Regions from separate parts of the Homo sapiens genome. Here region 2 is linked to region 1. The links are chromatin loops, found by intact Hi-C in ENCODE. Cell type or tissue: A673. All regions are shown on one strand. Links, peaks and the distances in the headings refer to the core of each region. The heading gives the core; the rest is flanking DNA. Region 1 has its middle 31 kb from the start of C1D. Region 2 has its middle 91 kb from the start of LINC01812.

Region 1 (16,381 bases), core at 4,586-12,585:
TGAAGTGGTCACACCCACCAGTCCATGGACTCTTTGGGGCAAGCCCTGACAATGACCATACAGTGAAGCAGCCCCTTACACATGGTCCTATTGGCCTCCTGACTCTCCCACCCCTGCCACTGCAGCTCAAGGACTCTGAACTTGGACATGGTGAGGCAGGAGGAGAGGATTTCCGTGAAAGAGGGAATTTCTAGGGTGTTGAGAAGACCCTGCTGGCACAGACTCTCCAGGGCTGGCATTCCCTCCAGGACAGCCAGGCCAGGGGCAGAGAGGCCCCTTAAGGTCAGCCTGATCTTGCGCACGGCTCGCGGGTAGCGGCTGATGGCCAGCAGGGTGCTGTCTCAGAGAGGTTGCGGCCCAGCACCTCAAGCCCCTGCAGGTAGCTGAGCTCCTGCAGGCTGGCATCCAGCCGCAACTCCCTTACACGGTAGGTGCCGCCCCACCAGAAAGCGCAGGACCTGGAAGCGTGACAGGCCCTGCTGGTGCTCGTCTCTGAAGGCAGGGACGCAGTCCAGCATGATGCATTCGAACAGGGGCAGCATGGTGGGGTCCAGCTGCCTGAGGAGCCAGGCCATGGAGATCTCGCAGCTGTGCAGCTCCAGGGTCCCCAGGGCGCTGCACAGGCTGGTGATGGGCACCGTGCTCAGGTCGGCCACGTGCAGGCAGAGGCGCTTCGGGTTGGGGCACTTCTGGCCAGGGCTCTTATCAGGACAGGAGACAACTGGAGCCAGAGAACAGGTAGCCGCCCATCCACAGGGAATGAAGCTGGGATGCCATGTACCGGCCAAGGAGGTGCTACATGACTTTAAATCGCATCATGTAGAGCGTCAGGTCGACGTGTCACCACAGCCACCGTCGTCCACCAGCCTCTTCTAGCGGTGACAAACCCTGAGGAAAGGGATCTGCGGTTAGAACCACCTCGGCCCCAGGTGGGATCCGGGATCTGCATCTCCAGGTACCAGGTGCGCCCTCCGTCCGGTCTTCTCCGCCCCCACCCCGCCCCGTCCCCACAAGGTGGGGACGGGGCTGCAGATGTAGATGCGGATCTGGTCCCAGACCGGGAGGTAAGAAAAGATCTCGAGCTGTGTCTGTTTTGATGCCACTACTGTGCTCTTTGGGTTACATTAGGTCAGTATAATAGGAAGCCAGATAACGTGATTCCTCCAGTTCTGTTCTTTTTCTCAGGATAGCTTTGGCTATTCTGGGACTTTTGTGGTTTCATATAAATTTTAGGATTTTTTTTGCTATTTCTGTGAAGAATGTCATTGGTATTTTGATAGGGATTGCATTGAATCTGTAGATTGCTTTGTAGCATGGACATTTTAAAAATACTTCTTCTTCCAATCCATGAACATGGAATACACTTCCTTTTTTTGTGTTCTCTTCAATTTCTTGCATCAGTGTTTCATAGGTTTCATTGTAGAAATCTTTTACTTCTTTGGTTAAGTTTATTCCTAGGTATTTTATTTTATTTGTAGCTATGGTAAATGGGATTACTTTCTTCATTTCTTTTTCAGACTGTTTTCTGTCAGCATCATGTTACTGATTTTTTGTATATTGATTTTTGTATCCTGCAACTTTACTGAATTTATTTATTAGTTCTAATAGTTTTGGGGTGGATTTTTTAGTTTTTTTCAAATATAAGATCATATCCTCTGCAAACAATAATAATTTGACTTCTTCCTTTCAAGATTGGATTCCCTTTATTTTTTTCTCTTGTCTGATTGCTCTAGCTAGGACTTCCAGTACTGTGTTGAATAACAATGGTGAAAATGGGCATCCTTGTCTTGTTCCAGATCTCAGAGGAAAGGCTCTTAGTTTTTTTCTGTGCAATATAGCCATTTGGGTGTTCTTTAGACAGAAGGAAAATCTTCCATCTAGAATAATTTTCCTTCTTTCTGAAGAATAACGTTTAGAATTTTCATTTGTGTGAGTCTGCTAATGACAAATTTTCTAAATTTAGTGCTTGCTTGAAAGGTCTTTACCCTCATTAAAGGAAAATATTTTCAGTAGGCTTAGAATTTAAGGTTGGCAATTTTCTTTTTCAGCACTTCAAAATATGATCCTATTGTCTTCTGGTTTCCACCATTTCTGTCAATTGTGAGTTAAATTGTTCCCTCTTCAAAGGCAATCTTTTTTTTAATCTGGCATTTTGTTTTTAAACTTTGGTTTTTGGTAATATTGTCATGATATACCTAAATGATTTTATTTATATTTATCTTGTTTTGGATTTGTAGGGCTTCCGTGGCTTGATGAATTTCATTAGTTATGGAAAATTCTTATCTCTAATTTATTCAGATTGTGCTTCCACTCCATCCTCTTTCTCTTCTTTTTATGGAGCTATAATTACTCATAAAGTAGAGCTTTTCACTTCATTCTCATGGTTTTCACCCCTATTCTCATTTTCCATCCTTTTTGTATCTCCATATTTCCTTCTGGATATTTTCTTTAACCCATCAGGCTGTTCCTAATTCCCTCATCAGTTGTGTCAATCTGCTCTTAAACCCAGCTACTGAGATCTTCCGATTTCTGTCATTACATTTTCTCTACCAGATTTTCTGTTTGATTTTTTATTTATAGTTTCCACATTTGACAAAATTCTCAATCTCATTCTTTGCCATCTTCACCAAAGTACATTTACTTAAAATTCTGTATCTGATAATGTCAATGTCTGGAGCCCTTGTGAATCTATTTTCATTGTGCTATTTTTGTCAGCTTTCACTCATGCCTCCTATCTAGATTTTTTTTTTAGTATGCCCTGAATATTGCATTTGCAAAATTCCTTGTAGAAGTAACTTGAGGCCTTAAATAATGATATTATGTTTCTCCTGGAGAGATTTAATTTTCCTTAGCTGGTGCCTGGGGATACTAGCACTTCTGGATCACCTGCCAGGGTCAACTTCTCATTTGCCTTCCCATGCTTCTAAAGTGCAACCCTTTGTGGTCCCAACTCAAAGTGGGGAAAAGAACTACTAGGACACTTTCCCAACTTGGGTGGGCCCTCGACACCAATCCCTGTTGCTTTAGCTTCATGGGGCATCAAAACCATTACACGTTGCCTGTAATCCCAACACTTTGGGAGGCCAAGGTGGGCAGATCATTTGAGTTCAGGAGTTCAAGACCAGCCTGGCCAACATAGTGAAACCCCATCTCTACTAAAAATAGAAAAATTAGCCAGGCATGGTGGTGCACACCTGTAATCCCATAATCCCAGCTACTAGGGAGGCTGAGACATGAGAATCACCTGAACCCGGGAGGCATGGAGGTTGCAGTGAACCGAGATCATGCCACTGCACTCCAGCCTGAGCAACAGAGTGACTCTGTCCCCCCGCAAAAAAACATCACCCACCCACTTGAACTCTCAGACTCTATTTCCAGGAAAAGAGGAAAAGAATCCCCAGCTACAGGATCATCTCTCTGAGCCTTGCCCCATCTCTAGATCCTGGCCTTGGGATCGTTCACTATCTTGTTAGCTCTCTGGGATCTTTAAGCAGAAAGATGTGCTTAATTTGTTTGTTGGCTTGTTTTCAAATTGTACTCAGCAGAAGGGTCAATCAAAGTTACTTTCTCTACCATTACTAAAGGCAGAATGCACTTAAATATAATTATCTTCTTTATTTTTAATTTTAAATAAGAGGAGCTAGGAAAACAAAAAGCTTCCTAATTCTTCGTATTCCCAAATGGTTCCTCAATTTATAATTACTTAATCTAGAGGAACTAAATACTCATTTGACCAAATTAATTTATTTTAGAAAGCATTAATTTAAACAAATGGTCATGTCAGAATATTAATGTGATTTTCACTTCAATCAAAGCTGTGCTTCATAGCCACAAAGTTTATCATTGCTGGTATAACCATAAGAATACTAGATATACACCCCATAGGAAAAATTTACCTTTGAGTTGTTCATTGAGATTATGATTTTAATAAAACAGATTAAAGATATTTCAAAGCTTGTGTAACTATTTTAAATTTTCAAAATCATTACATAAGTATAGTAGCTCAAGCACTATCTAATTCAAAATTGCCATTCCTGTCCAATAATGAGTTTTTCCAATTTTGCTGTATTCAAATTTTAACCATTTAAGAAATCTGATTTAAATAAAAAATGTATTTTATGATCAGAAAACTTTGATCTTTAGAACCTCTTCAAGTTAGTGTTTGAGACTAAGAAATTGCTTTTTAACCTTACAAATTCATTCACCATTTAACAAACATTTGTTGAGCACCAACTATATATCAAACATACAAGTAGAATACAAAGTTCCTTTTAAAAAATATCAGACTCTTGCTCATTTACTTTGCTGATTTATGTGCCATGTTAAACATTACTGTCTGTAACATAATCAGTGAAAACAATATTTCCCAGTTCTCTGTGTAATGTGTCTTTTTAAGACAGCCTTGAAATTTAATCCAATGTCTGCATTATCTTCCTCATAAAAGGGGACAAATGCAACTGATAGTAAATGACATCAACATTCTTTTCTACTCACCCAGCAAAAATTATGACCTGTGGTTGGAATATTTCTAAAGCAAGTCTATGGCTAATTGGAACTTGTTTCTACAGCAGGGTTCATTTGAGAATTGGATAAGGATTGTAGATGTAACAGATAAGGTATCTGGCTTGCCAGAGTCATAGATGCCCTTTTAAGTGAGGAAATGAAAGTTGAGTGAATGTTAAGGAAAGTTTTAAGGTCCCAGCTAGCTAAGGCCAACTCAAGTCCAGAATCCATTTCTGTCTCCCAGGTCAATCTTTTGTGTAGCATACAATGAAATTGAGCATTTTGATTCTATAACTAATAGCTTCTGAATGTGTTTTCACTGGTGTGTATATACAAATAATTTTGTTAAATTTTTTGAACGTTTTGAGGTCTGGGGTTTCTTTTCTTTTTATCATTTCAGACAGAATAGAGAAAATACCAATTTCTGAAGACCTATAATCATGAAATAGGCTCATTTCAAGTTAGGAAGACTATTTTATGTCTATAAGAAATTAGCAGTATCTGAGATGGTTCAGATGAACCTTATGTTCATTTTTATGTTTCTTTAATAGCATAATAAATAGGCTGGAAGGAAAGAGGGAAGCATCCCTTCCTTCACAGCAAAGTTAGGATTGTACCAGGGAAGACCATGGCTAGCTGACAACATTTTCAGCACTTCTTTCCTAGTGTATTTTTTGTTTGTCTTCAACTTACAGATCCCCTTTTGGAAAAGTAAGATAACGCAACTAAAGACAAAGTAATGGACGTTAAAAAACGTTTCTGTTGTGTAAGCCTTTTGCCAAGTTATTATCTACTGCAGTCTCTAGATCAGTGGTTCTCAACCTCGGAAGCACAATACCATATGCTGAGGAGCTTCAATGAATGATGATGCCTGCGCCATCCCCAGGAAGTCTGATTTGTTGGTCTGGAGTGGGGCCTGGTCATGGGGATATTTTTTAAGCTCTCGGAGTGATGTGGAGCTAGAGCTGACAGCCACTGCTCTCTGCATTGCTCTAGTCAAGAGGGACAATTTCCATTAGTAGCAAAAATGGGGACTCTGTTCTTTATGGTGTGGGCTTCTTTCTCTAAATGAATTACAGAAGGGCTGACACTCTCTCATATAAGATAAAGTCCTTTTCTTTTGTTAGAAATTTTTCACTACCTGACTCCTTCAAGGATTGGGCCATGGTCTCAAACCACCTAGCAAAACCTTAGCTGTCCACACAGAATTGGTAAGACTCTAGGGTCAGGTTTCAGCCAAAGAACCTTACAAATGCAAGATCTGAGAACTCTAACTTCCCCCTAATGACCTCTTCATCTATTAACTCAGAAATCTTATTCGAGACAAAACAAAATAGAGAAAAAACTAGAAGAGAAACTTTCATTCAATTTGCCCAGTTTTGATGTAAAATGTCATCTTAATTTTACTACCACCAACCTAACATTTTAAATACCATTTTCTTCTGAAAACATGACTTCTTTTCATTTGAGTTTGTATAGGCAATGGAGGAAAATTAGCATGGTTTTACCTGCTTTATAGATGGAGAAATGTACGCCTAGTTTCTGTGATCTTTTCAAAGTCAATAGTCACCGACGGAACGAAAAAGTCAAAGCTGTGTTGTAATGTTCTTTCTGATGTTCTACAATTCATACTAAAAAATATTCTACCAAGATATTTACCTGAAGATGTATTTTAGGAATCATGATTTAAGGCTAGATCACAAAATTCAGTGAAATTTAAAAGAGCCATAAAAATAATAAATCTGGAACAAAGTAAATCCTGCAACTTGATGGATAGGCCTCTATGGTCTGTAAAGACACATACAAATTATATGTGGTTTTACCCTTTAGTTTTACAATCACTGACTTTCAAAATGATTTTTTTCTCATTATATTTATAATTTCTGTTAATAGATAGCTAATACAAATGAAATAATGTGACAAAATGATAGGTATGGGGGGAATTACAAGTGATCATTACTGAAGAAGGGCATAGAAATTTCTTTTCTAGAAAATTTCCAAGAGGATTTACAGACCTCTGTCCCCAAATACTCTGAACTAGTAGAAATAGCAAATTAGACTCTTTCAGCATAGTGACTCTACATAGTTTCTGAAGAAACTAAATACGCTTCACACAAATCTATCTTGCATTAAGACAATAAAAATGTTCCTCCTCCTAGCCCCCCCTCAAAATAAAATAAAATAAAATAAATCTCCAAAGAGAAGGAATGGTGAGGATAAGAATTACTTATCTCTCCTTGTTCTTGGTTTTAGTAGATATTGATGGCCAGAGTCCAAGCCCAGGATGATGTTCAACTATAGTTTCAGATTGGGGGTCCAGGTCTCAGTACCTATAAATACTGCTGAAGCATCTTGAGTACTATTAAAGGAAAGTGAACATCGAGGCTCTGATGGCCATATACCTTGTTGCAGGGCGTTGGGGGAGGACTTACCTCTTTTCCCAAACTTTATTTCCATTAAGAATCAAATTACATAAAGCCCACTGATCCATATCATACATACATCAAAAAGCAATGATAATGTTGCCAACAAGAAATAAATCAAGAAGGGTTCAGGCTCCAAGTAACCCAGAAGGCCCCAAGCTCAACAGGGGAAGAAACACAAACTCTGCTCTTCCATAACCCTCCAAGAATAAGCCCCAGAATGATAATACCTTCGCTGCGTTCAAAACTCAGCTCTCTGGACAAAAGCAACTTCTCCATTCCGCACTTATTTTTTGTAACTCATTTAGAGGTTTTAAGTTAAGTTAAATATATTTTTTTCCAAAAATTAAAAGATTCTTTTAAAGTAAGCAAATAAGCTTGAAAAATACTTGGGAGAAATAGGAAGCTCTATTTTCAACTAAACAGATTTCAAATTTCTGCACTGAAATCAAATTAAAAAGTATTTTTTACCTCATTGCTGCTTCATTACTATTTCACCTTTTTAGTTTGAGAGATTTATTGTATGTATTGAGCTATATATGGTACTCAGTTTGGAACTAAGCCATTGTACATTTATAGAAATGGTATGAAATCTTCAGAGGCTCATATTACTTAAAATCTGCTTGCTAAGTGATTTTTTAAAAGAAAAATGAAAAACTCTTGTCTATGAACAGGGTCTCTCCAAACTCTGATTTTTCTCTAAGAATGCTCTTTAAAACAGGCTATCAAGGAAAGGGACTCTTTTCCATTGTCCCTTGTCATTCAAAGTCTCTCTTCACAAGTTCTTAGTATCTGACTTGGATTTTTTCTTTACCATTATAAATACCACTATTGCATAGAAATCTTGGAAGACATTTTTGTGACTAAAAGAAACTGAAAAAGGAGAAATTTACAGTATGGCTTTGGTAATAATAAAGCATAAATTTAACTTTTCACACTTAGGGTAACATATATTAATATTTAGTCATGAGATCTGCTGGGGTTTCATCTGCTGTAGATAGCTGTCAAGTTTTAATCACTGTATCATTTTCTTTCCACCATGCATGAAATACAAAGAATAGCTTTCACTTCATTTTTGTGTACACAAAGGCACGATAGAAAATCTCCTATGTTCTTTTGCTGCCATCCAGTGGTTCTGATTGATAAATGCAATGATGATAAATCTAACATGAGACAGAAACATATATGGGTATGAAAGAGACACATGTACACCTTTAAGAAAGCCTAAAGCATGAAAAACCAAATTGTTGAAAGTGATAAGTTTTAAATGGGATAGTTACATTATAAAATGTTCCTCTGTGTTGCATGAAGATTGAGGGAAAACCTCCCTTAGATTGTAAGTTCAAGCAAGAGTGGGGACACTGAACTTCACTCTCCCATTGTCACAGGCTAGCTGGGCATCAGCACTTAGTAGGCACTCAGGAAACACTTGCTTACCACAGCTTTTTTATTAACTGATTCATTAAAATGCTAATTATAATCACAAGCGGGGAAGCACAGTGCAAACTTTTTTGCAGTTGAGTGTAATTTAGCCAATTGTCTCCTGGTGTGGGGATTTCTTACTTTCTATAAAGAGCAGTTTTACATAGCGGTGAACAGGAGTTGGAGGGAGAGGGAGAATTCGTAAGTTTAAGGTAAGAATTATTTTTGAGAAATATAACCAGGTGTATCAATACTATGTTTCTTGAATAGTTTTAAGATGGTCTAAGCTGGAGGATAAACTGCCAAACATTATCAAAAATGGCTATTCAGGGCCAGGCATGGTGGCTCACGCCTGTAACCCCAGGACTTTGGGAGACACAGGCGGACAGATTACTTGGGGCCAGGAGTTCAAGACCAGCCTGGCCAACATGGTGAAACCCAATCTCTACTAAAAACACAAAACTTAGCCAGCCATGGTGGTGCGTGCCTGTAATCCCAGCTACTCATGAGACTGAGGCATGAGAATCGCTGGAGCCCAGGAGGCGGAGGTTGCGGTGAGCTGAGATCACTTCACTGCACTCCAGCCTGGGTGACAGAGTGAGACTCTGTCTCAAAATTTACAAAAAAACAAACAAAAAAAAGCTAGTCAGAATTTTTCTATTGCTGACACTAGCAATAGAGCACACCATAAAAAATGTGATGTGGCTCCAAATTATGAAGTCGGTATGCAGGTGTAACACTGACACCACACTAACCCAAACTGAAACCAGCTAGATAAGTGTTTGAAAATTCAGAGCAAGTTTGGCCAATCAGCAAATAGAATTCATGACTGACCTAGGTCGTCTCCTCCGGTAAAACCTCCTCCATGTAGCTCCTCGGCCAGTAATTAGGCTTAAAGGGAAGAAAACAGTGGTTAAGGCGGAGCCTCCAGAATGGCCCCACATCCTAGCCTCACTAACCGCATAATCTTGGGCAAGGCCTAACCTCTCTGAGCCTTGATAGCTTTACCTGTAAACAGAAAATAATACCCACCTCAATTGGCTTCTTGTGTAGATGACAAATGAGGAACACAGTGCCTGGCAAAGACTCAGTGTTAGCTGCCATAAATGCATATATACCACATGCACACACGTACATGGCATTAACAGACACACACACACAGAACAAACACTATTCAGAGCAGAGGGAATGATTGGACAATCTTTCTACTCAGTTGTAAATCATTTATTAAATTTAATAACCTATACTTTAGTTACAGAGACTGGTACAAAAAAAGTAAACATTGCGCCTGGGTTCCAGATGTGAAAACGACAATCCAGTGGGAATTTTAAGATCTCACTTATTCCACTTTATTCACTTTATCATAATAAAAAGCAAAAATATTTAAAACAATTAGTAAGAAGGGCATCAAAAACAAGACCTCAGTAAATTCAATTATACTTTCCAAGTCACATATTAAGAAGCATTTCTTATTTATCTCTGACAAAAATATCTAACCGTGGAAGAGGATTCTTACTCTTTGTCTTTTAGGAAGTTGGATATATTGAAAATGTCTTCCAATGAGTCAGGGAATTCAAAGAATTTCAAGATGCATTTTAAGTTAAAGTCCAAGTTTATTCCGAATGAAACGTTCTATTTCCCAGCATCTCAGGAGCCAGACCCTAGCTCCTTTCCAATTTTCTTATTAAGAAATTTAAGATTTTTCTACATCTCATTTGATCATTTACATCATATTTTTAAATCTCTGCAAAAACGTATGGCAGAACCTATAAACAAAATCTTGAAAAACAAATTACAGCACAACTGAATGCTGGTGAGGAGGAGGTGCAATGGCAACTTGCATTCACTGATGTTGGGAATGCAAAATGGTATAGCCACTTTGAAGGACAGTTTGGCAGTTACAAAACTGAAAATACTCTTAACATAGAATCTAGCAGTTGCACCTCTTAGTATTTGCCCAAAAGAATTGAAAACTTACGTCCACACAAAAACCTACACATGATGTTTACAGCAGCTTTATTCATATTTGCCAAAACTTAGAAGGAACCAAGGTGTCCTTCAGTAAGTGAAGGATATATAAACTGGTGGTACACCTGGACAATGGAATACTTCTTAGTGCTAAAAAGAAATGAGCTATCAAGTCATAAAAAGACATGGAGGAAACTGAAATGCAATTATTAACTGAAAGAAGCCAATCTGAAAAAGTTACATACTGTATGATTCCATATGACATTCTAGAAAAGGAAAAATTATGAAGACAGTAAAAAGGTCAGTGGTTGGCAGAGGTGGGAGTGGGGAGAGGGATGAATAAGTGGAGCTCAGTGAAAATACTATATGATACTGCAACGGTGGGTACATGTCATTATATATTTGTCCAAACCATGGAACGTACAACACTGAGAGTGACCCCTAACGTAAATGATAAAGTTTGTGTGATTATGATGTGTCCATGTAGGTTCATCAGTTGTAATAAATGTGCCATTATGATATATGATGTTGTTACCGGAGAAGCTTGTGGCTGTGTGGGGACTGGGGTCTACAGGAACTTGCTGTGAACCTAAAATTGCCCTAAAAATAAAGTTTACTAATTAATTTTTTTAATTATATACAAAGGGGAAGAGGAATACAGGCAAAAACAAAAAATCTCACACAATTATAGAATAGTTTCTGTAAATTTCAAGGCAGTACATAACAATTAAGCTTAGCAAACCAAACTTTAAGATATGTATTAAGTTGTACATAGTACCTACCACAAAAGGACTTACACATACATTACCACTATTTCCAAAAGATGCTTTTAACATCTTTTTTTCAATGTTACATATTTTAGGCTGGGTGTGGTGGCTTACACCTGTAATCCCAGCACTTTGGGAGGCCAAGGCAGATGGATCACCTGAGGTCAGGAGTTCAAGACCAGCCTGGCCAACATGGTGAAACCTTGTCTCTACTAAAAATACAAAACTTAGCCGGGCATGGTGGTGGGCACCTGTAATCCCAGCTACTCAGGAGGCTGAGGCAGGAGAACTGCTTGAACCGGGAGGTGGAGGTTGCAGTGAGCCAAGACCACACCACTGCATTCTAGCCTGGGAAAGAGTGAGACTCCGTCTCAAAAAGAAAAAAAGAAAAAAAAAGGTATATATTTTAATTATGTTAAGTTACTGTAAATGCCTAGCTGAAAGAATAAAATTTAATTACAGGTATTTCTAACGTTATGTATTTACACAACATCATGTAGCTGGGAAACCTCAAATAACTTTTGCTAAAATAAAATTTTAAGTGGTATCAATAATTAAGAAATTATTAGGTTAGCCTTTATTAGTGTTGTCTACAAATTTTAAAAGGTGATAGATAAAATCTGGCAATTCCAATTCTATAAACCCAAATTTCAATTGTTCTTAGGACAAATTCTAAAATGATGTTACATTTTGCGACATCTTTGACAATGTGTAATATTTAGTAATATTCAATTTCCATTATAATCCAGTTAGGTTCCAGTGAGACAACAGATTATAAACACATTTCCTACAAACTAACCTCCCCTGATGAAAATTAGGTACAATAAAAATCCCTTTCAATTTAGCATTATTAAGACATTCAAGCAAAAATCACACTATCATTTACATATGATAACCCTACTGTTGCGGTGTCTAAACTTATCTTGGTAAGATTCAGAAGTTTCAAAATACCATGGAAGGCAGATTTGGAAGAGACCTACTTCCAAATAAGAGTTCTTATTCTCTAACTATATCTGGAAGGCAACTTGTCTAAAAGTAAACTGAGCCCAAATTTAGGAAAAATAGTTAATGCTCACAGACTATATATATGTATATATATGATAATGAAATATTTGCTACCACATTTAAGTATTCTTATATTATTTCTCCATCACTGAAATGTTTTATTGCTTAAAATTTCAGTAACTAAATAACTCGTATTCACAGGAGTACCTCATTGTCATGCTGCTTCTTTGAACGAATTTTGTTGCTTGTCACTACAACTTTTTTTCTCTTTCGTTTTACCAAAGAAATTATGTTTATGACAACAAAAAATATTCACCATGAGAATCTGATGGGAAAAAATAGAAACAGAAAAAACCAGAAACAAAACTATCTACTTCATTCCTGCTGGTGTGAGGGACTCTCACTTGTAAACCTTTTCTGTCTTTAGTTCTGGTGATAACTTTCCTAACACTCACCTACATTTGCTGTATCACTGGATATCATCTACTAGCTCCCCAGCCTGAAAACTCAGGATTTAATTTATACTACTTTCTCCCTTCCAATTTTTGATAGAAGAATTAAAAAGAATAAATCACCATTACCTTTGAAAAATAAACGTAAAACCGTATTCATCCACCGGTTTTGTACAGCATCTGTGTTTCTCACCACATAAGGATGACCCTCTAATATGTTCTCTATTTCTAACTCACTTCTGCCTATTCTACCTTTACTTTTATACTGGCAAGGTCAATTTCATTTACTTTCTTGTTTTACCTATCAGTTGATTCTAAACGCTGAAAACCAATAAAGCAACATTTACAATATTTAAAAAAAAAAAAAAAACTGGGCCCAAACTATTAAGAGTATGAACCCACTTTGACCCTAAATCATTAAGGGTGAGAACCCACTTCTGAGTTCTCACTAGAGCTCTTTTTTTTGTTTTGTTTCGGTTTTTGTTTTAATAGAGATGGAGGCTATGTTGCCCAGGCTGGTCTCAAACTCCTAAACTCAAGCAATCCTCCCGCCTTGGCCACCCACAGCGCTGGGATTATAGACATGAGCCACTGCGCCCAGCCTCTGAGTTCTCTAATACCTTTTTTTTTTTTTTTTTTTTTTTTTTTTTTTTTGTCTTTTGAGACGGAGTTTCGCTCTTTGTTGCCCAGGCTGGAGTGCAATGGCGCGATCTCGGCTCACCACAACATCCGCCTCCTGGGTTCAAGCGATTCTCCTGCCTCAGCCTCCCGAGTAGCTGGGATTACAGGCATGCGCCACCACGCCCGGCTACTAATTTTGTCTAATGCCTAACTTTAAAGAAAGAAAACTGGGCCAGGCGCCGTGGCTCATGCCTCTAATTCCAGCACTTTGGGAGGCCGAGGTGGGTGGATCACTCGAGGTCAGGAGTTTGAGACCAGCCTGGCCAACATGGTGAAACCCCATCTCTACTAAAAATACAAAAATTAGCTGGGCACGGTGGCGGGCACCTGTAATCCCAGCTACTCGGGAGGCTGAGGCAGGAGAATTGCTTGAACCCAGAAGGTGGAGGTTGCAGTGAGCTGAGATCCCGCCACTGCACTCCAGCTTGGGTGACAGAGTGAGACTCCGTCTCAAAAAATAAAAAAATAAAGAAAACTGAATATCACACTATACAGTTAAGAATTTATAGACACATACACATTTTTTAAAAATGTCTATCTGGATGAATCCAATACGCGATTTTTTAAGTGGTGTGTGCTTATCCAAGAGGACAAATTATACACATATTCTGGCAGATTTTTTTCAGGATTTTCGTTATTTGAACCTGACTGTTGCATTACATTAGGGAAAGATCACATGGCAGATGATAATAGGCATGGTGAAAATCTCCTCTCCATGGAAACCCGACAGGGTTTTAAGTAAATTTCTTCAAGCAAGATAAAGATTAAGAGATGGCATACTCAACACTCAATCATAACTGACAGTATGTTAGAAAGGTCTGAACATTTTGGCTTCAGAAAGAGTATAACAGACCCTTGACATTTCAAGGTGTAAGTTCCAAGATTTTTGCCCAAATTCAAAAGTATTCTTGAATAACTTTACCCAGGTTCCTGGTTTTCTTCAGAATTACACTTTCATCTTGTGCCAAAGATTTTTACACACATTTTCACATCCAAGTTATTAATCTTCTCAATCGTGTCCACTCAATAATGGCCATTGTGTGTGTTTCCTAGGGCTGCCATAACAAAGTATCAATAACTGGGTGGCTTACACAACAGAAATGTGCTGTCTGGCAGTTCTGAAGGCTAGCAGTCCAAAGTCACAGGATCAGCAAAGTTGGTTCCTTCCGAGGATTATGAGAATCTGTTCCAGGCCTCTCACCTAGCTTCTGGTGGTTGCTGGCAATCTTTGGTATTCCCTGGCTTACAGAAGCATAATCCCAAACTCTGCCTTAATCTTCACAGGTGTTCTCCCTGTGTGCATGTTGTGTCCCAATTTCCCGGTTTTATAAAGGCATATTGGATTAAGATCCACCCTAATGAATTACATCTACTATGGCCTTATTTCTAAATAAGGATACATTAAGAGGTATTGAGGTGTAGGACTTCCATGTATGAATTTTAGGGGAACATAATTCACGCCATAGAAGCCATTTATCACATGATAAAAAGTTTGACAGCTCCCAACCACTACAACCATGTTTGGATAACTGCTGAATCTCCTATGCCTAAAACAGAACATGGTACACAGGAGTTCAATAAATATTTGTTGAATGAATGAGTGAATAAATGAATGAGACTGCAAGTGAGGGAAAAAAAAAACTGTGGATGCTAAGAGGTTAGCCAAGCTAAATCATTAGCTGAATAATGCCTTCCTGCATGGAATTTAGCAGGAATTAAGATTATGTCTTGGCAAAATTACAAAATAACTCTATACTCCATGGACCTCTAAAAGTCACTCACAAATAGTAAAAATCACAAGTGTTAAAAGTCACAAATGTCAAAACCCACAAAATCCAGCAACTTTTAAATAATTATCTCTTTCTTAAGGGAAAAATAATAAAGTATCAAAACTAGGGAAGCAAATTATTTGTTTAAGTAAGGAATGCATTATTAGTGAGATTAAAGGCCATCAAATGAAAAAAAATACCAGACACACATTAGAACATGGTCTATAGGCAATCCAATGCTCTAGCACTAAATCAGAGGTGATTCTAATTTTGCTATTTTAATAACTAAAGTTTTTTGTGTAAGGTCCAAGACAAATTGTACTCTATAACAAAGTGGGTATAACAAGCTTCTATTCTTTTTACAATAACATTTTTCAACATAGCATCTCAATAGATAATACCTACATAACAAGAAATTGAAGGCATTCTTTCTCTTCCTCCTAATAATCTCATTCAAATCATATCACTATGAATTGCCTGGGTACTTGGCTTTAAAATATTGTATTACTGTAAGCTTGAAATTCAAGCTCTGGATAGGTCTACATTCATTTCAGCAGAAGCATCTTGAAATGCTGAATTATCATCTTCAATTTTCTTCATTTATTGCAGCTGCCAAACTGAAATGGTACACCTTAAAGGCAACACTAAACTGAAAAGCAAATAATAAAAGAGTCTCTTAAATGTTTCATTTATAAAAGCTTATTTTTCCCCCATCAAATTTTGTATACTGTCTGAAATATATCACTTTACAAAACTGACATCTTGCATACAGTTATTCTGCTATGATAGATTTGCTAAACTTCAAGGCTAATTGTGGGGAGAGGGAGTAAAAACCAGCATCTCGTTTCAACCTTTTAAGAACAGATGACTAACACAGAGCTGGTGGCTTTAGGTTTCTAGCTGGGCAGGGAGTTGGGAGATATAAAGTTAAAAATTAAACCTCAATTGCCAATAGCTATCACTATAGCTCTCTCTTTTCTGAACACTTTACTAATCTTTCTGGCTGTGTTAAAAATTATGCCATAATCTCAGACTTCTTGAGGGAATAATAAAAAGTTATGCCATAAATAAGCACTTTAAAAAGGCACATCAAGTCAGAGGGTGGCTATTCTAAAGAGTAGTCTATGGCTGTACACCCACTTTGATAGGAAAATGAATATGCAAACCAAAAAACATTCAAATCATTTTCTTGAAAGCCCGCTAACAGGTAATATAATAGCAAATTATTCAAATGAAACAAATCTACAGAATTCCATTATAAAATCCTGTATACTTTCTGCCAACATAGTTGTTAATGACAACTATAAAATGCTAATATATGAACAAAATATGGCTTGTATTTCCAAAACTGGAGAGTTTTAGATCAGAATATAGGGAAAGATAGATGTTTA
Region 2 (16,381 bases), core at 2,788-10,787, 300 kb before region 1:
GAGGGAGACTGAAGAATGACAAGGGACCTGACAAGGCAACTGTTTGGGACCAAAAAAAAAAAAGCTGAATCCACAAGGAAGTAATTACCAGGAAATAAAAATCAGAACTCTCTGAGCATCCACCCAACATAACAATGGGAGGAGGTCACCCCACATTATACGGTATGTGTAATGAAATCCGATTTAATCTTTCAGTGAACACTGGATTCACCAACACGCCTGCTGTGATGGTCGGGGAGTGTTCCCTCTAATGGAGTCTGAGGGAAAGCTGAAACTAGATTATGGGCTCATCCAAGAAAGCCCAATTGTTCCTTGAAATGAAGCAAACAACAAAGCAATAAAAAAAAAAAAAGAGCAATGTCCTAACACTTGAAAAGTACACAAAGAGAGTGCTAATGTATTCCTCTTCACATCCAGGTGACCATATCCCCTCCCATGGAAAAAGCTGTGATATGATTGCTTCACAACTCCAGGATATTTTTTGTCTACTTCACATGGTAATTTGGTTATTTAGTTTTCAACGGAATCTTCCAGAAGTTTCTGAGTATTCATTTGGGCTCATAAAAATACAATTACCCAGCCTGCTTCCCAGACGTACTGTATCAGAGTCAGCCAGGATGAAGCACCAGCCTCAGCAGGTTTAACCACTCTCCCAGGTGATGCAGATGAATAGTCTCAGCGGAGGACCAATGTTCTAGAACCCGTGGAATGCGAAAAAGCGTCCAAATGAGGGTCTGTTGAAGAGGTGTCAACTAGAGCTCAGTTGCAGCTGTTTAGACAAAGCAGCACAGCAAAAGCTGACCCTGTTTTATTTAGGAATCAGCTCAATTAAAGGTTGATGAAACATTCGCCCCTACACCGCAATCAATAGGTGCAATTCTGCAGCTGTCAATGTTGTGTGGTAACTTGGCTCTGAGGCTGCCGACCCTCCAAGATTTTCTTCCCATTGTCTGTGGGGGGAGGTGGGAGTTGGAGATTTCGCTTTCAAAGCTGTCACTACTTAGGCCCCCTTTACCCCAAATCTAAGATTTCGCAGGCCTTTTTAAGCTGCTTCATTCAGAACAATAGGAAGATATTTCTCCAATTCTATATAAGGAACCTAAATATCTTCTATAGCCAGACACCCAGAAGGGGTTGTTTTTTTTTGTCGTTCTTTTCTTTTCTTTTTGAGGGGCAGGGGAAGCATAAGGACAAGACAGGGGAGTTCAAGGAAGGAGAGGAGAGAGAAATAAACAAGGTGCACCTGGGAATTTTAAAAAGCAGCAACGAGTGAGTTCTGAGGCCAGGATAAGGCTGGAATCTGCCCTCGGGATGCCACCTACGAACAGGCCTGGACATAGAGAGAAAACTGTTCAGCTGAAGCAATGCTTGTCAATACAATGATCACTGGGCTGTAAACTCAGTGCAGGCAAATGCCCTACTTTTAAGCCCCTCTACTCAAGTAGGTGAACAGGGGGAGATTGCAGACAGCCAAACATAAAGAAAGCTAAATGTAAAGGATGTAGCATGGTCCTGGCTCCGTCCCTCACCTGCCACCACTAAGAGAGCCTTAGCCTTATACTCCCGCCTGAGGTGTTCAGAGCAACAGACTATGACATGAGACAAAGAGGGTGCTTCTCAGGGACAGATAAGTCTGCAGTCAACAGGCTAAAGGAGCTCTTTTCCCCAAATTCAACTTAATCCCAGGCATTTAAATACTATAGGCAATTCATGCTAGCTTACCCTTTGGGGAAAATGTGGGAGAAAAATTTAAAGACATGAGTATTGGTGATAGAATGGAGAGACAGAAACCTTTTGAAGTAATTCTTTAAAGCTGTGTCCTTTCAGAAACACAATAAAGATGGACTCCTAGGTATACCTATGTGCCACACACAGGTAAATATAGGTAAATATCTATCAACATCTATATTTATAGATGTAATCTTTTACCCAGATATACCCACGTTTACACAATTATGCAGTAGGTAAGTGATAATGGTGGTATAGCATTAAAGAACAGAGAATCTCAGAATTCAAATTACAAAAGACTTTCATCTAATGCAACCCCTTCAATTTACAGAGGAGGAAATTGAGCCTAAGAGAAATAAGAAGTACTTCTTATTTCAAGGTCACACGCCACCTCTGAGCGACAGAGTCTGAGTTGGAACCCCCTCTCCTTGCTTCCTGCCTGGTGTTCATCCCAAGGTGCCACATGGACTCCATCATGAAAACATGGGCTCTAATACCTCCCTGTCAGTGCTAACGGTGAGTCACAATGCATCCAGAGGAGCTTCTCTATATGGTGTGCAGAATTTCAAGTTGTCTGCTGTGTATAATGTGTCCATTTAGCCAGAGTCTCTAGTATTAATTACCTCTGTGAGGTACAATATGGCATCATGCAGCTTTGGAATCTGTACACTTCATTAACCGTTTCCCCATTAACCTTGACTGGAATCACATTCCTATTCTAACTGGTAAGATGTGTTCTATTTGTAAGCACTCCTATTTTCTCTTTGAAACCATTCTCATATTCTTATGTCATTGTAAATGGTCTTACTTGTAATAAAGTGCCATTGAACGTATTTACTATTTGCTCCTTAATTTTGTCCTCTTGGAAAGAGACCGATGTCAGCTCCAACAGTAGTTAATATACCTTTGAGCACACACTGTGACCTTTCTCCGGCTCATGCCTGACTTCATTCTCAGATCTCATTAAACAGCAGAAATTATCTTTGGAAAGAGCAAAACCAGAAATGTGCAGGTTTTGTGCTCAGCTATAGAGAAGAATTTGATTTAAATGGCGTCACAATGGCACGCACGTAGAAAATAAAAGAGAGGATGAAACTCCTGTTCTCTCTGCAGACTGGGCAATGTTACATGCACTGACCTGGATGTAGAGAAGATCTGAGTGATTTTTTGTGCCTGCTGGCTCTACCTTGTTAGTTAAAATATGGGAAGCTCCCTGTGGATATATAAGCTTGTTACCAGGTGGTTCAATCTATGAATGAGCCTTGGGAAGTTATCATCCCCCTAACAGAGCCCCGAGGGAGTGAGAGAGAGAAAAAGGGATTTTCTTGATGAGCAGAGTAAGAAGGCTCAAGGTTGAAAAAGATCAAGGAACCAAGAAAATCACGTTTGGGAAAGATACTGCAAACACCCTGAGTCAAATGTGGTTTTCCAAACACCAGCGGTGGGAGGAGGTAATCCTAAAAGCAAATAAAGGAAACTAAAGGTGGAGATATGTTGGGGAAGGGGAGATCAAAGACAAGTTTACCAAGAGGCCACCCCATCCTTGGGCCTTGCCCTGAGCTAAGAGGAGAGGGTGGGGCTAGAGATTCAGCTCAGAGTAACTGAAATATCCAAGTTTTTCTCAGTTCTATCAACCTGCCAGTTTCAGCATCTGACTCACTGATTTCTCTCCATCATTCTCGGTGGCCTCCACATAGGTGGCCCTTCCAAGCCACTGGCCTTTTACTTCCTTGACCTCTGGTTGCTAAGGATAATTTTCCTCTGTCCGTTACAGTCAAACACTCCCATGCTCATACACTAGACTAATGATCCTCAACTCCAGCCACACATCTGAATTATCTGAGACAGTGTTTTAGTTCGTTGTTGTTGTTGTTGTTGTTATTGTTTTAACCACAACATGCAGGGCCCATACCAGAACAATTGTAGTCAGAATCTCTGAAAGTGAAGACAGTCATCAATATTTTTTGCCAGCTCCCCTGGCAACTTTAATATATAGCCAGGGTTGAGAATCACTGACCTCAATATTGTTATTATCAATAACTACACCCATCATACATTTTCTGTTTTAAGCACCTCTACTCTCCAAAGACGGTCTCCCAATTTTCAGCTTATTCACTGTAGTACCCCAACCTCCAACGTCCCTTGACTCCACTGGGACTTCCCATGTACATACTCTGCCACGTTTTTAGTCTATCCACTCTCCTCACATCCTCATTTCCCTCTTCATTCAGCTTAGAGTCTGTTTCCATCATCATCTCTCCCTTGTATACCCATGAATACCATGTTCCTTTCTCCCTCTGTTAGGGCTGCCTGGCCACACCCCAAGCCAGGTTTGCATTAATCAAGGACTTACCAAGAAACCGATAAAACCAAGAGAGAGCAAAGGGGGAGACTTTCTAGAAGGGATTGTTCTAAAAGGGTAGGAAGGTAAAGGGAAAGCAATAAGGGATAGGGAAGCACCCCAAGGCTAACAGCAGCAGGAAGCAGTTACCACCCCTATGCCTGGAAGAATAAGAAGAGAGATGGTTCCTGGGACCTACAGAAAGCCACATCTACAGAAGAGGGCTGCTTAATAGGAGCTACGGCTTCCTTGGAGGGGTACAGTCACTGACAACCAGGGGCCACTGGCGAAGGAGTGGGAAAGTAAATATAAGCATCTCACTGCCCCCTGCCCTTCAATCTCCTGCCTGCCATTAGCCAAACCCAACCCAGAGGCCAAGGAAGGCATGAATCATTCCATAAGTATCAGCCACCTAGGGTACCAAACCCGACGAAGAAGGATAAAGAATGGGTCAGAATGGGCACATGAAGAATACCCAACACATGGTTAAATTCATCTTTCTGCTTATATCTCTGTGGCATCCGAGCATAGCTGGGAAAATTGCACAGCCATGCTGATAGATCTCTCATAAGACTAATACTGTAGACTTCATGGGGGCTTATAACATTACCCAGCAGCCCTTCCATATTTACTGATAAACTCACTTTCTCACCATCTTAGAAGACCATCAGCTCCCTGCCCCACCTCACTGACTTTGCCTGATATTTTACGAACAAAATAGAACCAACCATAAAAGAACTAACTCATTTGCCCACCAAATCTATCAACCCTCCCACATCTGTTCCTGTCTTCTTTACCAGCCTTCCTGACCCAAAGATGACCTGTCCCTCCTCTTATCCAAGGTCAATCTCTCCACTTATGCACATAATTCCATCCCCCTCACTACTCAGAAAACTGGCTTCTGAAATTACCTACCTTTTCTCTCTCCTGCATCTTAAAACAAAATAAGTTTCAAAATTCTTGCTTACACTCTCAGCCCCACTGATGTGCAGTTCCATGACTGTGCTGAGCATATTACTTATTGGTTCTAACTGCATCTTAAAATGCTCTTAAGACACTTCATGGCTTACCGCTTCACTTTATTCAGGTCTCTGCTCATATCTCATTCATTCTTCCCTGATCATCCAATGAAAATAGACTCTGCTCCTACCCTGCTGTTCTCCATCCTGTTTACCCTAAGTTTTCTTCATAGCAGTTACCACTAAGTGAAAATACTGCGTCTATTTAGTTATGCCTTCATTTTTGTGTAGCTCCCACTAGAATCTACTAATAAAGATTTCACAGATCTCGTTTACTACAGTATCTCTAGTATTTGGGACAGTGTCTGATTTATGATAGGCTTTCAATGGGAGATGACAGGGAGGGAGAAAAGAATAGAGGCCTTGCTGGTGAGACTATTTGCTTGCTGCTCCAGCAGAAATCAGGCTCACGAGATGAAATGGCTCAGGTCTTGGTACCTTAGGAATAGGTCTTTATCCAGAAGCTAGAGTATAAGCAAATATGGGAGAAAGTATGTAAATAGTGAAAATTCCAAAGTCCTGACTTTAATCCTGTTTCTGGCACTCCTAACTGTACCACTTTGGGCAAGTTACTTTACCTCTCTGTGCTTCTATTTCTTTATTTGTAAATAGAGAAGGATTGAGAAGGGAATAGATGTAGAAATGTTTTGTAAATTTTAAAGCATTATGTAATTACTTCTTCAGAACTACCGGATTCCATTGATACTTTTTATTTTTCAACTCTGACATTTTCTTCTTATTTTCAATTTAAATTGTTTCCTAGCAATAACATGGTCAAGACCATTACCCATCACATAGTCATATGACATATGATATTATGGCATTAGTGTTTAATATGTCATTTAGTCTCTAGTCTAGTGTTTAATATGTCACTTAGTCTCTTTTCTGAGTTGTGGGTGTTTCAATTCTCATGGCTCAGAAGTGTAAAAACTATATTTTTAGCCAGAAATCTTACATAGACAAAGCAATAAAAATATATAAGACTACTTAATACTTTATTAAGTAGCCAAGTGAAGAATGGAATTTAGGTTAAAAAGCCCTTGTTTTCCATTTATTCTGCCTACACCCAGAAGTCTACGGCACTTAGGGCATGTTTGAAATACCCTGGCTTACACGTTGGGATTCTTTGAGCATCTAGACCAGCCCTTCTTGCCTTGATATCCTCAAGGAGTTGCAGAGGCTAGTGGAAATTGGAATTGTCCATATCTGAGAAAAATAAATACTGATAAGCATGGCAGTAAAGTGCCAGCCATGAGATCAGGGGCTCTCAGGCTTCCCTCCTGAACTCTATGCCTGCCAATCTTGGCCACCTACCTTTGTGGTGGATTCTAGGTTTGCAGAGCTCCAAATAATAGCACAGTGTTCTGTGCTTCATTGAACACCCTTGAAAAGTCAGCTAATTGTATCCCTATTCCATTCTTCCATTCTCTTTCAAAATAATAGAATCCACTATTTTTATCTTGGTATATTCCCAGTCTCCTCTGCAGCTATGCATTACCATCTAACCAAGTTCTGGACAGGGGAATATGAGCAGAAGTCATGTAATCAAATTCCAGGCTGTGTTCTTAGATGGTAACGGCCCTCTCTCCTCTTTTCTCCATCCTCTTATCTGGGTCATGGATATGGAGGAGCTACTTTGGACCATTCATTCTTATAAGGAAAACACACTAAAGATAAAGCAAAACAAAGCAGAAGTAGCTGGGTCTTTAGACAACCTTGTTGAACAGAGCTCCATGCCAGCCCTGGGCCTCCTACTTCCTGGCTATTATAGGAAGGAAAAATAAAGTCTATCTTATTTAAGTCACTTTTGTCTGGGGCCTCTGTTACATATATAGGTGAACATTTATCCTAACTGATACGATAAGTAAGGTCAGAATCAAAAGAGCATCACCTCTTCCCCACTAGTCCTCCAGTCAAAACACTCAAGCCTGAAATCAATGGATGAATACAGTCCCAGGGAAAACACTGGGAGCTACCTCCCTCCAGCATTCCAGATCCAACCCTTCCTTCTTATCCTAAGGGGAGGAGCCATTGGGATAAGGCAGGGCCGACAGCCAGGCAGCTCCTCTCTGTTCTATCTTTTCATGCTCTACAAGCCTGATTGGTGCTGTCCACCTCCAGAACCAGTGGTCATGGCCAGCCCACAGTGCCCCACATCCAACGAGGGCCTTGGGAATATGATAAGCTCTGATGAGTGTGGCATCTAAAGGTGGCAGCTGAAACAAATCAGGGCCCCTGTTTCCAACTGTGCACAGCCCCAATGCCAGCCAGAAGATGGCAGCACCACTCCCCATGCCTGGCATACACACCCACCCCAATCCAGTCCCAGGCCGCATCCTCCCATACATTCTATCAGATACTGGCTCCAGAAGAGATTTGTTCCAGAGAAAAGGTGTCCAGGGAAATGCAATACATTTTAATTGAATTTTAGCAAATTTCAAAATAATTATACTATGCTCTATAAAAGTTTTATTTATGTATGTATGTATTCATTCATTCATTCATTCATTCATTCATTCATAAGAGACAGGGTTTCACTCTGTCACTCAGACTGGAGTGCAGTGGTATGATCATAGCTCACTGCAATCTCAAACTCATGGCCTTAAGTAATCCTCCCACCTCAGCCTCGCAAGTAGCTGGGACTAGAGGCACTCACCACCATATCTGGCTAATTTTTTTATTTTCTAAATTTTTTTTGCAGATGAGATCTCACTATGTTTCCCAGGCTGGTCTTGAACTCCTGGCCTCAAACAATTCTCCTACCTTGGCCTCCCAAAGAGCTGAGATTACAAGCTTGAGCCATCACACCCAGCATAAAAATATTTTTAAAAACCTTTGCAGCATTGTTTGATAACCATGGCATTTTCCTGGGACCACTCATTTGTATAGCTGAAATCTTGACCATATGTGATGTTCTACATAGGGTATGTGTGTCCCTAGACACTTAGTCCTCTCAGTTAAAAAGGGAAAGGAAAGGTCCTGAGCTGAATGCAGATGCTGGTGCTCAAATCAGCTACCCTTCACTTTCCCAACTCACTCTTCCCTGAACCTTGCTCACACCCACCTTGGAAGATTCCAGGGTGTTCTAGCTACAAGGAATCTTGAAGGTCATCGAACCTGGTATTTTTTCTTGCCTTTTAAACAAGGTTACCCTTGATGAAAATGAAATCTTGTATGGAATCCTAAAACAAATAAAAGCAGAACTTCACTAGTATATATTTACTTCATGAGTTCAAATATGCTACGTATAATATAAAATATATCACTGCTGGCTCTAAGACTGATTTGATTAATGTAAAAACTTTGAATAATTACAAACATATTATCCTCAGCATCCAAAGTATTATGTTATTTTCACTTAGTAGCACAATATTTAGAAAATACTCATTCATCTAGCTAAGTAGTTGGAAATGGCAACAGTTTTGTTTTAAAACAACTTGTCTTACAACTTGGATTTCTGTTCAACTAAATTTACCCAGAAGCTTGCAAGAAAAGTAGTAGGAAATATCTGTTTCAAAGTTGAATTGTTGGTAACACCTAATAAATTCTTGCATTTCTAATCATAAAGTCAGAACGGATCATTCATTCTAGCTCTTGTGTGATGTTTTCAAGATGCAAGAGAGTCAGTTGTGGTGATACAAGCAAGTCTTATGAAATGAGAAGAGCATATGCAAAAAAAAAAAAAAAAAAAGCAAATATGCCATAGTCACAAACTCACTTGTGCTACTTTGTGTCAGTGGAGACAGGCATCAGTCATGTTAGAATTTGAGAGATAGACTAGTGCAGAATATCAGTATTCCTCATCAAATGTGCATACCCACATGACAAAGTTTTATTGTGACATTCATTCCAAATGAACCTAGCAGCACATTTTAACACACTGATGTTCTCAGATATGTTAAAATGTGAAATAAAATACATCTGAATGTATGTTATTTTTTACAGTGTTTTCAATAGTTAAGATATATTTTGCAAGAGAAAAATCAAATGAAAAGTTTCCAGAACTCCTAAAACTCCTCCATAGAGCCCCCTAAGATTCCATGGAACTGAGTCTGAAAACCATTCCATGGAAGTGAGTTTGAAAATCAATCATGAAGACCATATAAGGATTCCTAGTCCAAACAGGCATATCTAGTTGCCTAGGGCCACTCTGGAAGTTTGTGACAGAATCAAGACTAGGGCCTGGGTCTTCTGGCTCCCATTCTAGGCTCTTTTCCACCAGACTGACCTGTCTGTCATAGAGGGACATGCTATCACATCTCTCATCCAAGGGAAAGTTCCAGATGTGGCATCTGAGTCCTAAGGTCCCAAAGGAGAAACCCATTTAGATGGACACATGCCTAGGAATGTGTCCATCTAAATGGGCTATGACTATGAATGCTAAAGCTTTCACAAACCCTAAAATTAGGAAAAGTATAAACCCCAAATTTATGCCTTGAAATTAGGCTCTCTTAATTTATACCTTCTTCATTTCTAAGTTGCTAGAGATGCGATGAGTAGGGTGTGACCCCCTTGTAGCTCAAGGCCAGTGTTTTTTAATCCATGGTTTTCTACGTTAGAACTTGATCTCCAAGCCAATTGGTGAGGGTTATAGTAATTTCCACAGGACATTGCATTAGTTTGGTAGCATTCCCATAACAAAGCACTAAAAATGGGATGGCCTAAATAACAGAAGTTTATTTTCTCACAATCAAGGAGGCTGGAAGTCCAAGATCAAGGTGTGGGCCAGGTTGGTTTCATTCTAAGGCCTCTCTCCATGGCTTTTAGGTGGCCATCTTCTCCCAGTGCCTTCACATTGTCTTCCCTCTTCATGTGCCTGTGTCCTAAGCTCTCTTCTTATAAGGACACCAAATACAGGGGATTAGGGCCCACCCTAATGACCTCATCTTACCTATTACCTCTTTAAAGGCCTTATCTCCAAATACAGTCACATTCTGGGTGACTGGGGGTTAAGACTTTAACATATAGATGGGGGAGGTGGGGATAAGGAGGACACAATTCAGCCTGTAACAAGGATAATGGTTGATTGGGGCTGCCAACCGTAAAGAAATGGAGCATAAGGACCAAGATAGGAACACCTGTCAGTGATCTGATCACTCCATTCTCCTCCTCCATCCCCTTCTGGACACGGTCTTAGAGATCCTAAGGGAAAGGCTGAAAACTATGTTCAAACACCCCCTAACTTCATGTTTCTGTGCAGATTAGATATGTGGGGTTAGCAGAAAGGCAGATAAAATTGAAAACATCAGGATAGATTTTGGTACTTTTACTTTTTCTAATTTAGCACTGTAGGCTTAAATAACTTAAAAAAAAATACTGGTTTAAGATTAAGAAGGGTATATTTTGAAGGTTTCCAAATACTCAGAATGCTAACAGGTTGGAGAGTTTGATAATCCATATACATTTTTAAATCTATGAAAATTTAGGCTTTTAAAATCAGCTTTTATTCACAATTCGTAATTGCAAAGATATGGAACCAACCTAAGCGCCCATCAGTCAACAAGTGGATAAAGAAAATGTTGTCTGGATACACCATGGAATACTACTCAGCCATAAAAAAGAACAAAATAATGTCTCTCACAACAACTTGGATGGAGCTGGAGGCCATTATTCTCAGTGAAGTAACTCAGGAATGAATAACCAAAGACTGTATAATCTCACTTATTATAAGTGGCAGCTAAGCTATGAGAACACAAAGGCATAAGAATGATATAATGGACTTTGGGGACTCAGGGCATGGGGAAGGTGGGGGAGGGTGAGGGATGAAAGACTACATATTGGGTAAAGTGTATACTGCTTGGGTGACGGGTGCACTAAAATCTCAGAAACCACCACTAAAGGACTTGTCCATGTAACCAAAAACCACCTGTACACTGAAAACTACTGGAGTAAAAAGTTTTTAAAATCTGCTTTTATAAACAAACCCTAATTTTGTTAATAAACAAACAGCCTTTAAAGTGAATACAAAGGGCAAAGGATCCGATTATAAAAATACGCAGAGAGCGACAACAGGCTACAAATGGCTGATCTATATATAAATGATGCTCAGTATCACTCATTAGAGAAATGCAAATTCACTCATTAGAGATTAAAACAACATACCCCTTTTCTACTCATCATTAAGAAAAAGATTTAAGTATTTATTTGACAACATGCAGTGTTGGAGAAGGTATGAGAAATCACATTGTTGATTGATAGATATATAATTCAGTGGAGAAATTTTGCAGCATTTGTAATCTAGAATCAGCAGTGAAGCTTCTAACATTTTCTGTGCTAGAGAAAAGGTTTGTGCCCAAACTGCTGAGATGAGTTTCTCCAGAATCATCTATCATTGAAAAGCTGTCTCTCCTCACAAATTAGGGCTTAGTAGTGGACCATTTAAGAAAGGCTTTGAGGTTAAAGTATATTTATTTATAACATACTACCTCAAAACTTTCAGTTGTTCTTAATGCCAAGTCAGTCAATAAAAAGAAACTTTGTTCTCGTGTAGTCATATATAACCACACCTGCCATTTCTTCCTTTCAGATGCCTTCAGGATGAAGTCTCTGCCATGCCACCACCCCATTCCCACTGACCCACAACAGCCCAACCTCATCACTTTATACCCTGCTACAGCCTCCATCGGTATAGCTGCCGATAGCTCCCTCTCTACCTTAGGCAGTGCCTCCCTAATTCATTATTTGTATTGGGTTATTTATTGTTTAAGAACCTTCAGTGTCTACCCATTACCTATTTCATCTCTTTCAAACTTCTCAAAGGACTCAGTAATATGGGCCCTCCAAACTCTATTTTCTATCACTTCTTTCAATGAAGCTTACAGTCTAACTAGTCACATTTCTCCTTTACACAAAACCCATGCTCATCTCCAACTCTATGCCTTTGATTCTATAGTTTCCCCCACCTACAACTTCCTCCTGTCTACCTTCCCAAATGCTACTTCTCTTCCAAAGTCTAAAAGTGAATTCTTCTATTTATACTGAGTACTATTTAGTATTTTCCTGGTCCATAATTTCCCCGTGGGAAATAATACAAACAAATATTCATTGAATTGGTCTCACACTTGAACACCAGTGATGAAACAAACATTCTGATACACACTTGTGATTCAGAGAGGGACATGATGTGACACTTCCTAGATGGAGAAATGGAAGAAAGGCACTACAGGCAGAAGGAACAGCACGAGCGATGGCACGGAGCCATGTGCATAGCTTATGCAGGAAGAAACAACCAATGTAGATTCAGGATGGAGTGGATCAGGAGGGGATGAACATTTTCACATGCAGTCAGTATGAGTTCCTCAAGTTGCTGTAACGGGCATGTGGCATGTGCCATTGAAGGAAAATATGAGCCAGGTATGGTGCGACATGCCTGTAGTCCAGTTACTTGGGAAGTTGAGGTGGGAGGATTTCTTTTTTCTTTTATTATACTTTAAGTTCTAGGGTACATGTGCACAACGTACAGGTTTGTTACATAGGCATACATATGCTATGCTAGTTTGATGCACCCATTAACTCACCATTTACATTAGGTATTTCTCCTAATGCTATCCCTCCCCTAGCCCCCCAACCCCATGACAGGCCCCAGTGTGTGATGTTCCCTGCCCTGTGTCCAAGTGTTCTCATTGCTCAGTTCCCACCTATGAGTGAGAACATGTGGTGTTTGGTTTTCTGTCCTTGTGATAGTTTGCTCAGAATGGTGGTTTCCAGCTTCATCTATGTCCCTGCAAAGGACATGAACTCATCCTTTTTTATGGCTGCATAGTATTCCATGGTGTATATGTGCCACATTTTCTTAATCCAGTCTATCACTGATGGACATTTGGGTTGGTTCCAAGTCTTTGCTATTGTGAATAGTGCCGCAATAAACATATGTGTGCATGTGTCTTTATAGTAGCATGATTTATAATCCTTTGGGTATATACCCAGTAATGGGACAGCTGGGTCAAGTGGTATTTCTAGTTCTAGATCCTTGAGGAACCGCCACACTGTCTTCCACATTGGTTGCACTACTTTACACTCCCACCAACAGTATAAAAGCATTTCTGTTTCTCCACATCCTCTCCAGCATCTGTTGTTTCCTGACTTTTTAATGATCACCATTCTAACTGGTGTGAGACGGTATCTCACTATGGATTTGATTTGCATTTCTCTGATGACCAGTGATGATGAGCATTTATTCATGTGTCTGTTGGCTGCATAAATGTCTTCCTTTGAGTAGTGTCTGTTCATATCCTTTGCCCACTTTTTGATGGGGTTTGTTTTTTCTTGTAAATTTGTTTAAGTTCTTTGTAGATTCTGGATATTAGACCTTTGTCAGATGGGTAGATTGCAAAATTTTTCTCCCATTCTGTAGGTTGCCTGTTCACTCTGATGGTAGTTTCTTTTACTGTGCAGAGCTCTTTAGTTTAATTAGATCCCATTTGTCTATTTAGGCTTCTGTTGCCATTGCTTTTGGTGTTTTAGTCATGAAGTCTTTTTCTATGCCTATGTCCTGAATGGTATTGCCTAGGTTTTGTTCTAGGGTTTTTATGGTTTTAGGTCTAACATTTAAGTCTTTAATCCATCTTGAGTTAATTTCAAATAAGGTGTAAGGAAGGGATCCAGTTTCAGCTTTCTACATATGGCTAGCCAGTTTTCCCAGCACCATTTATTAAACAGGGAATCCTTTCCCCATTGCTTGTTTTTCTCAGGTTTGTCAAAGATCAGATGGTTGTAGATGTGTGGTGTTATTTCTGAGGGCTCTGTTCTATTCCATTGGTCTATATCTCTGTTTTGGTACCAGTACCATGCTGTTTTGGTTACTGTAGCCTTGTAGTATAGTTTGAAGTCAGGTAGCGTGATGCCTCCAGCTTTGTTCTTTTTGCTAAGGATTGTCTTGGCAATGTGGGCTCTTTTTTGGTTCCATATGAACTTTAAAGTAGTTTTTTCCAATTCTGTGAAGAAAGTCATTGGTAGCTTGATGGGGATGGCATTCAATCTATAAATTACCTTGGGCAGTATGGACATTTTCACAATATTGATTCTCCTTAACCATGAGCATGGAATGTTTTTCCATTTGTTTGTGTCCTCTTTTATTTTGTTGAGCAGTGGTTTGTAGTTCTCCTTGAAAAGGTCCTTCACATCCCTTGTAAGTTAGATTCCTAGGTATTTTATTATCTTTGAAGCAATTGTGAATGGGAGTTCTCTCATGATTTGGCTCTCTGTTTGTCTGTTATTGGTGTATAAGAATGCTTGTGATTTTTGCACATTGATTTTTATATCCTGAGACTTTCCTGAAGGTGCTTATCAGCTTAAGGAGATTTTGGGCTGAGACAATGGGGTTTTCTAAATATATAATCATGTCATCTGCCAACAGGGACAATTTGACTCCCTCTTTTCCTAATTGAATACCCTTTATTTCTTTCTCTTGCCTGGCCAGAACTTCCAACACTATGTTGAATAGGAGTGGTGAGAGAGGGCATCCCTGTCTTGTGCCAGTTTTCAAAGGGAATGCTTCTAGTTTTTCCCCATTCAGTATGATATTGGCTGTGGGTTTGTCATAAATAGCTCTTATTATTTTTAGATACGTTCCATCAATTCCTAGTTTATTGATAGTTTTTAGCATGAAGGGCTGTTGAATTTTGTCAAAGGGCTTTTCTGTATCTATTGAGATAATCATGTGGTTTTTGTCCTTGGTTCTATTTATGCGATGGATTATATTTATTGATTTGTATATGTTGAACCAGCCTTGCATCCCAGGGATGAAGCTGACTTGATCGTGGTGGATAAGCTTTTTGATGTGTTGCTGGATTCGGTTTGCCAGTATTTTATTGAGGATTTTCGCATCAATGTTCATCAGGGATATTGGTCTAAAATTCTCTTTTTTTGTTGTGTCTCTGCAAGGCTTTGGTATCAGGATGATGCTGGCCTCATAAAATGAGTTAGGGAGGATTCTCTCTTTTTCTATTGATTGGAATAGTTTCAGAAGGAATGGTACCAGCTCCTCTTTGTACCTCTGGTAGAATTTGCCTGTGAATCCATCTGGTCCTGGACTTTTTTTGGTTGGTAGGTTATTAATTATTGGCTCAATTTCAGAGCCTGTTATTGGTCTATTCAGAGATTCAACTTCTTCCTGGTTTAGTCTTGGGAGGGTGTATGTGTCGAGGAATTTATCCATTTCTTCTAGATTTTCTAGTTTATTTGCGTAGAGGTGTTTATAGTATTCTCTGATGGTAGTTTGTATTTCTGTGGGATTGGTGGTAATATCCCCTTTATCATTTTTTATTGTGTCTATTTGATTCTTCTCTCTTTTCTTCTTTATTAGTCTTGCTAGCAGTCTATCAATTTTGTTGATCTTTTCCAAAAAACAACTCCTGGATTCAATGATTTTTTGAAGGGTTTTTTTGTGTCTCTATCTCCTTCAGTTCTGCTCTGATCTTAGCTATTTCTTGCCTTCTGCTAGCTTTTGAATTTGTTAGCTCTTGCTTCTCCAGTTCTTTTAATTGTGATATTAGGGTGTTGATTTTAGATCTTGCCTGCTTTCTCCTGTGGGCATTTAATGCTATAAATTTCCCTCTACATACTGTTTTAAATGTGTCCCAGAGATTCTGGTATGTTGTGTCTTTGTTCTCATTGGTTTCAAAGAACATCTTTATTTCTGCCTTCATTTTGTTATTTACCCAGTAGTCATTCAGGAGCAGGTTGTTCAGTTTCCATGTAGTTGAGCAGTTTTGAGTGAATTTCTTAATCCTGAGTTCTAATTTGATTGCACTGTGGTCTGAGAGACAGTTTGTTATAATTTCGGTTCTTTCACATTTGCTGAGGGGTGCTTTACTTCCAACTACGAGGTCGATTTTGGAATAAGTGCGATGTGGTGCTGAGAAGAATGTATATTCTGTTGATTTGGGGTGGAGAGTTCTGTAGATGTCTATTAGGTCCGCTTGGTGCAGAGTTGAGTTCATGTCCGGGATATCCTTGTTAACCTTCTGTCTTGTTGATCTGTCTAATATTGACAGGGGGGTGTTAAAGTCTCCCATTGTTACTGTGTGGGAGTCTAAGTCTCTTTGTAGGTCTCTAAGGACTTGCTTTATGAATCTGGGTGCTCCTGTATTGGGTGCATATATATTTAGGATAGTTAGCTCTCCTTGTTGAATTGATCCCTTTACCTTTATGTAATGGCCTTGTCTCTTTTGATCTTTGTTGGTTTAAAGTCTGTTTTATCAAAGACTAGGATTGCAACCCCTGCTTTTTTTTTTTTTTTTTTTGCTTTCCATTTGCTTGATAGATCTTCCTCCACCACTTTATTTTGAGCCTA

The links. A loop is a pair of places that touch in the nucleus more often than their neighbours do. Peaks named below come from ENCODE experiments on the same cell type or tissue, not always from the same donor. Only the 100,000 strongest peaks of a DNase experiment are listed, where the experiment ranks them.
Region 2: a loop joins it to region 1, with 8 times the contacts of the local background. A loop is called at or near these places in 19 of 110 quality-filtered maps.

The regions. Positions count from the first base shown.
Region 1 is chr2:68,023,686-68,040,066 of GRCh38, forward strand. It overlaps the pseudogene FBXL12P1. Among named protein-coding and RNA genes, the nearest start is that of C1D, 31 kb to the right of the region's middle. In A673, for the core only: a CTCF peak has its summit at 8,057 (motif pointing left); a DNase peak (open chromatin) is centred at 8,026; H3K27ac peaks cover 547 bases.
Region 2 is chr2:67,726,471-67,742,851 of GRCh38, forward strand. No RefSeq gene overlaps it. Among named protein-coding and RNA genes, the nearest start is that of LINC01812, 91 kb to the right of the region's middle. In A673, for the core only: a CTCF peak has its summit at 7,358 (motif pointing right); a DNase peak (open chromatin) is centred at 7,391.